2 separate regions of the Homo sapiens genome follow, and region 1 is linked to region 2. A link is a contact called in ENCODE Hi-C or POLR2A ChIA-PET data. All regions are on one chromosome and are shown on one strand. The core of a region is the stretch at or near the end of the contact, and the rest is flanking DNA. Distances in the headings are between cores, read along the strand shown.

Region 1 (2,700 bases), core at 121-2,620, 280 kb before region 2:
CACCATGGCCCTGAGCATCTTGACTGAGCAGTTCTGCATCCCAAGGCCTCACAAGGTGACTATGGAATGGCAATGCTAGCCCTGGGGGTAAGCTTAGGGCAAGTCCGATCAGCCCACTCGCCTCCGTAAGCCGTGGGTTCCTGTGATCCGCACACAAGCGGCTGGTGCTGCTATCCCCAGGAGGATACCCACCAACTTGTCTAACGGGGTGGGCAAGGCCAGGGCTGAGACGGGAAGGGGTCTGGCTTGTTGTGGGCAGAGCACCTGCATGCTGTGCCGTTCCCCCTTCAGGTGCTGGAAGGAGCCTTCCTGGGCCGCTCGCCCTCCGCAGCCCTGCTGGGAGGTCTTGCAGACGCCCATGATAGCCAGGCTTGCGGCCTCCCGAATGCAACTGCAGCGTGAAACCGTAGAAACACACGTGTCAGTGGCAGTTCTGCCTGGGGAGGAGCCCAGGGCTCTCTGCGGAGGGTCAGTTCTGTCCCTGTTAAGGTTCTGTGTGGAAAAGACTCCACGCCCTCTTGGGGTCTACCTACATCTGGGGATGCCCGAGCCCAGCTCCCAGTTTTTCTGGTCATTTGGGGACATACCATAGGAAGGACCTGCAGTGCACCTCAGGCTTGGACACTAGGGATGCAAACGCCCTGGGGCCAGCCCTGGGCCCACACCCAATTTAGGGTCTACAGGCAGGGAGCCAGGGGCCAGGGGAGGACTTCTCAGCTCCCAAGGGGATGCTGTTTAGGGGAATTAGAATGTCTTTTATATACAAGAGAACTGAGGGGTCTAAAAAGGTCTCTGGGGGGTAGAAGAAGGTGAGGAGAAAACACAGGAAGAAATGCACATGAGGGGAGGTTCTTGTCAAAAGGGTCCTGAGAAAGACGTACAGTTAGAGTGTGACTGAGGGTCCTTCTTAGCACATAAGGGGCAGGGACAACGGGCTCAGATGTCTGGGGCTCCTCTTGTGTTCTGATGGCTCCTGAGACGGGGAGAAACGGCGACAGTTTCCTGGGTTCAGGAAGGGAGAGGAGGCGCCTCGCACCCTGGCTAGGGTGGGCTGGGGGCCTGCACCCCTAAGTTGGAGAACCCCACGAAGCTGACCCCACTCACCGCTGCCCACCCCGCCAAGCCTCCTGGCCATTTTCAGCGGAGTGTCCCGACCTCTGGCCGCCCGGGTGGGTGTGAGCCCCGGAGCGCGCGCGGGGGGTTGGGGGATGAGGAGAAGCGGCAGCCGGTGGGGGGCAGCCCCTGGGCGCCCGCTCCGCGCGGCGATTCGGCCCGGGTTTTGCGGCCGCCGCGCCTCCTCCTCCCGCCTCCGGGCTCCCTGGGCCTCCTCCCTCCGCCGCGCCCTCGCTCCGCCTCGCGCGGGGGGACCATCTGCTGGCATTTCCTGCAGCCAGGCCCGCGCCGCCAGTGGAGCCCCCGCGCGCCCGGCCGGCCCGGAGCACCGAGCTCGCGGCACGGTAGGAGGTAGGAGCGCGGCGGCCCGGGGGGCGGCAGGGCGGCGGGGGGATGGCGGGCTGGGAAGGATCCGGAGGGCCCCGCCGGGCAGGGCCGGAGCGAACCGAGGGCCGCGGGGGGCCGGCCGAAGGGATCCAGGAGCTCGCGCCGCAGCCCCGCGGACCCTGGCAGTAGCCAGTGCGGGGAACCACGCCGCGGGGCCGGTCGCGCGCTGGGGAGCTGGGGAGCGCGGGAGCCTGGGGGCGCCCCGGGCCAGGACGGGTCGGCGCCTGGCGGGTTGGGGCGGGTGGGGCCCGCGAGTGGGAAGCGGCGCGCCCAGCTCGGCTCCCCACTTGGTGGGGCTTAAAGGAGCCGGGACCGCCAGGGAAGGTGGCTGGGTCTGACCACCACAAACCCTGGCCAATCAGGGGGTCTGTCCCCCCAGCTCGGCCGACGCGGGCTCCAAGGAGCCAGGTCTTGATGGGTCTGCAGGGGGTCTGGGATCTGAGTCTGGCGTCCCAGCTGCGGGCTTGGGAGGACTGCTGTGTCTGAGTCCGCAGAGTCAGGGGGCTGCCTGGATTACAGGCTAGGGAAGGACCTTGCCCACAGCCCCCATCTCTGGGGCACTGACCCCCTGAAGATGTGGAGCCTTAGGGATTGTTGAGGTGCCTGAGTCCTCAAGAGGGTCTTGTGCACTTGAAGATTCCTCCCGGGGAGCGGGGTGCAGGAGGGTGGGGCAGGCAGGAAGGAGGCTGGAGTCTGCAGCCCCCCGGGCAACAGGCCCGTCCTGGGCTTCCCAGGCACCGCCCCCAACCCCCACCCAGACCGCTGGGCTGCCTCCTGTCAGAAGCCAACTGGAGTTAGGGTTTGGGGTGACTCCTGGGGGTATGGAGGGGTCACAGGGTGGGCTTACCTGCCCCTCCCTCGTCCCTGGGCTGAGCCCAGCCCCTCCCTCATCCTTGGGCTGAGCGGGTCTGCCCCGCCGAAGCGGCTGGGTGGATTTCCTCTCTTGCCGTTTCGCAACTTGCTCCCCTCTGTGTGTCTGCCCCAGTCTCTTCAAGGTGCCTTTTACAGGAAGACTTCTGTAAGGGTCCCACCCCACCTGATACAGCCTCCCAAAGCCTGGAGAAGTGGGCCAGCCTTTGGGATCCTAGATAGATGCTCTTGGGTCTGCCTGCACCAGGGCTGATCCAGATCCCAGACTGAACAGAAACTCTGCTCCCCAACCCCAGGAGTAAGGCCCCTCTGCACGTTTTTATCCCACCT
Region 2 (2,700 bases), core at 22-2,521:
GGCTGCTGGACCCTCCAACAGGTGTCTGACAGTCCCCATCCCGATCTGGGAGGCTCCTGGTTTGAGGAGGGGGCTCCCTGCCTCATGGTAGGTGGGCCAAAAGGGAGGCAGCAGGAAATAATGGTCTCTTTTGGTCTGGCCTGGCTGGGGTGAAGCACCGTGTGTGTGCGTGCGTGTGTGTGTGTGTGTGTGTGTGCGTGCGCGCACGACCGAGGTCTGTACCAGGAAGGGCTGCAGGCGGGGGAGGGGCATGGTCCTTCACAGCCCCTTCCCCTATGACCTCGGGCAGATCTTTCACTTTTACCCAGTACAACAGCTTCCAGCCAGCCTGGACAGGCAGATCCCGGGGCTGGAGTGGTCTGGCCCAAGGCTGAGAAGGGCTGGGACCCCCGACAGTGACATGATGGGCTCAGCCCCTGTTCCATCTACTGGGCAGGGTGGGCCTCCGCAGATAGCGGCTTCAGACTCCAGCTCCAGGGGGCTGGTGGGAGTCTCTCAAGGTGTCCCACACATGGTCCCTCGGGGAAAGAGTGGAGCTGACCCCTGTCCCCCCTCCCGACTCGAGGGCCTTAGGGCCAGCAGGTGTGTGAGGGCTCCAGGCGCGCGGAGCCCTCGAAGGGACACCAGCCCAGCAGCAGCAGGCCGCGCGGGGGCAGCCGAAGACCCCATCCGGCGCAGGCCAGGGCCGAGCTGGCAGCGGCGGGTCCAAGCCTCGTCAGCTGGCGCAGGAGGCCCACGGGCGAGCGCGGGACGGAGCTGGGCGCCGGGGTCCGGACCGGGCCGGGGTCGAGTTGGGCCTGGCCGGACACCGGACCCGCCAGGAGCCGGCCCCTGCCGCGCTGGGCTGAGGCCCCCGCCTGCAGACAAAGGAGCCGGCGGGGGGCGGGAGCCGGGGGGGTGGGGGAGTGTTGCAGGGGGGATGGGGCGAGGGGGCGGGCGTCGCGGTGTCACGTTACCGCCCGCAGCGCCCTTTAACTCCCGCCCCCGCCCCGCTCACCGCCCCCTTCCCCTGCTACAGCGCGCTCGCCCCGCGGCCGCCAATCAGCCGCGCGCCCCGGCCGCGCGCCCCGCCCCGCCCCCGGTGGGTGTGCGCGCGGCCAATGGGCGGTGCGCGGGGGCCGGGCCGCGGCGGGGCGGGGCAGCGGGGCGGCCGCCAATCGCCGTGGTGTTGTTGAAACTGAAAATACTACATTATGCTAATCGCGGCCGGGCCCGCGCGCACGGGGGTGGGGCCCGCGCGTATAAAGGGGGCGCAGGCGGGCTGGGCGTTCCACAGGCCAAGTGCGCTGTGCTCGAGGGGTGCCGGCCAGGCCTGAGCGAGCGAGCTAGCCAGCAGGCATCGAGGGGGCGCGGCTGCCGTCCGGACGAGACAGGCGAACCCGACGCAGAAGAGTCCACCACCGGACAGCCAGGTAGCCGCCGCGTCCCTCGCACACGCAGAGTCGGGCGGCGCGGGGTCTCCCTTGCGCCCGGCCTCCGCCCTCTCCTCCTCTCCTTTCCCCTTCTTCTCGCTGTCCTCTCCTCTCTCGCTGCCCGCGTTTGCGCAGCCCCGGGCCATGTCCGACGCGTCCCTCCGCAGCACATCCACGATGGAGCGTCTTGTCGCCCGTGGGACCTTCCCAGTACTAGTGCGCACCAGCGCCTGCCGCAGCCTCTTCGGGCCGGTGGACCACGAGGAGCTGAGCCGCGAGCTGCAGGCCCGCCTGGCCGAGCTGAACGCCGAGGACCAGAACCGCTGGGATTACGACTTCCAGCAGGACATGCCGCTGCGGGGCCCTGGACGCCTGCAGTGGACCGAAGTGGACAGCGACTCGGTGCCCGCGTTCTACCGCGAGACGGTGCAGGTGGGGCGCTGCCGCCTGCTGCTGGCGCCGCGGCCCGTCGCGGTCGCGGTGGCTGTCAGCCCGCCCCTCGAGCCGGCCGCTGAGTCCCTCGACGGCCTCGAGGAGGCGCCGGAGCAGCTGCCTAGTGTCCCGGTCCCGGCCCCGGCGTCCACCCCGCCCCCAGTCCCGGTCCTGGCTCCAGCCCCGGCCCCGGCTCCGGCTCCGGTCGCGGCTCCGGTCGCGGCTCCGGTCGCGGTCGCGGTCCTGGCCCCGGCCCCGGCCCCGGCTCCGGCTCCGGCTCCGGCCCCGGCTCCAGTCGCGGCCCCGGCCCCAGCCCCGGCCCCGGCCCCGGCCCCGGCCCCCGCCCCGGCCCCGGCCCCGGACGCGGCGCCTCAAGAGAGCGCCGAGCAGGGCGCGAACCAGGGGCAGCGCGGCCAGGAGCCTCTCGCTGACCAGCTGCACTCGGGGATTTCGGGACGTCCCGCGGCCGGCACCGCGGCCGCCAGCGCCAACGGCGCGGCGATCAAGAAGCTGTCCGGGCCTCTGATCTCCGGTGAGCCCCGCACGGCCCCGCCCCGGCCCGGCCCGGCCCCGCTTTGTCCGGCCGGCCGGTCCCCCCAGCCCTCGGGGGCCTCGCTGGGTTCCCGCCTCCTCCCGTGGCATTAAAGGGCCCGCAGCGCTCAGGGCGCGGCTGCGCCCTTACCCCCCTCCCCGCCCCGTTGTTGTGCCCTCCAGCGGCTTCGCGCGGGCGGGGTGGGAGGCTGAATCCCGGCCGCGACCCCCCGGGAGCGCAGTTTTCGCCCCCGGCCGCGGGAGCCCCTCCCCGGGCGCGGCCGGGCGCCGTGAGCACGGCGTGGAGGGGGTTAAGCGCGGCGGC

What was found. Hi-C counts contacts between places; a loop is a spot of excess contacts on that map. ChIA-PET counts read pairs that join two places held with the same protein, here RNA polymerase II (POLR2A).
Region 1: a map of gastrocnemius medialis shows a loop between it and region 2 (29-fold over the local background). The contact joins the promoter of OSBPL5 here to the promoter of CDKN1C in region 2. A Hi-C loop is called at or near these places in 1 of 168 maps with a recorded cell type or tissue (gastrocnemius medialis). POLR2A ChIA-PET finds 5 or more read pairs at or near these places in 2 of 52 experiments (CD4-positive, alpha-beta T cell and activated T-cell).

The regions. Positions count from the first base shown.
Region 1 is chr11:3,163,980-3,166,679 of GRCh38, reverse strand. It overlaps OSBPL5 (oxysterol binding protein like 5), which reads left to right and starts at 1,370. Exons shown (of 22, transcript NM_020896.4): 1 at 1,370-1,464. RefSeq lists enhancers at 176-888, 2,632-2,700.
Region 2 is chr11:2,884,346-2,887,045 of GRCh38, reverse strand. It overlaps CDKN1C (cyclin dependent kinase inhibitor 1C), which reads left to right and starts at 1,271. Exons shown (of 4, transcript NM_001122630.2): 1 at 1,271-1,412; 2 at 1,580-2,376. The coding sequence starts at 1,590. RefSeq lists enhancers at 1-609, 610-1,445, 1,446-2,281.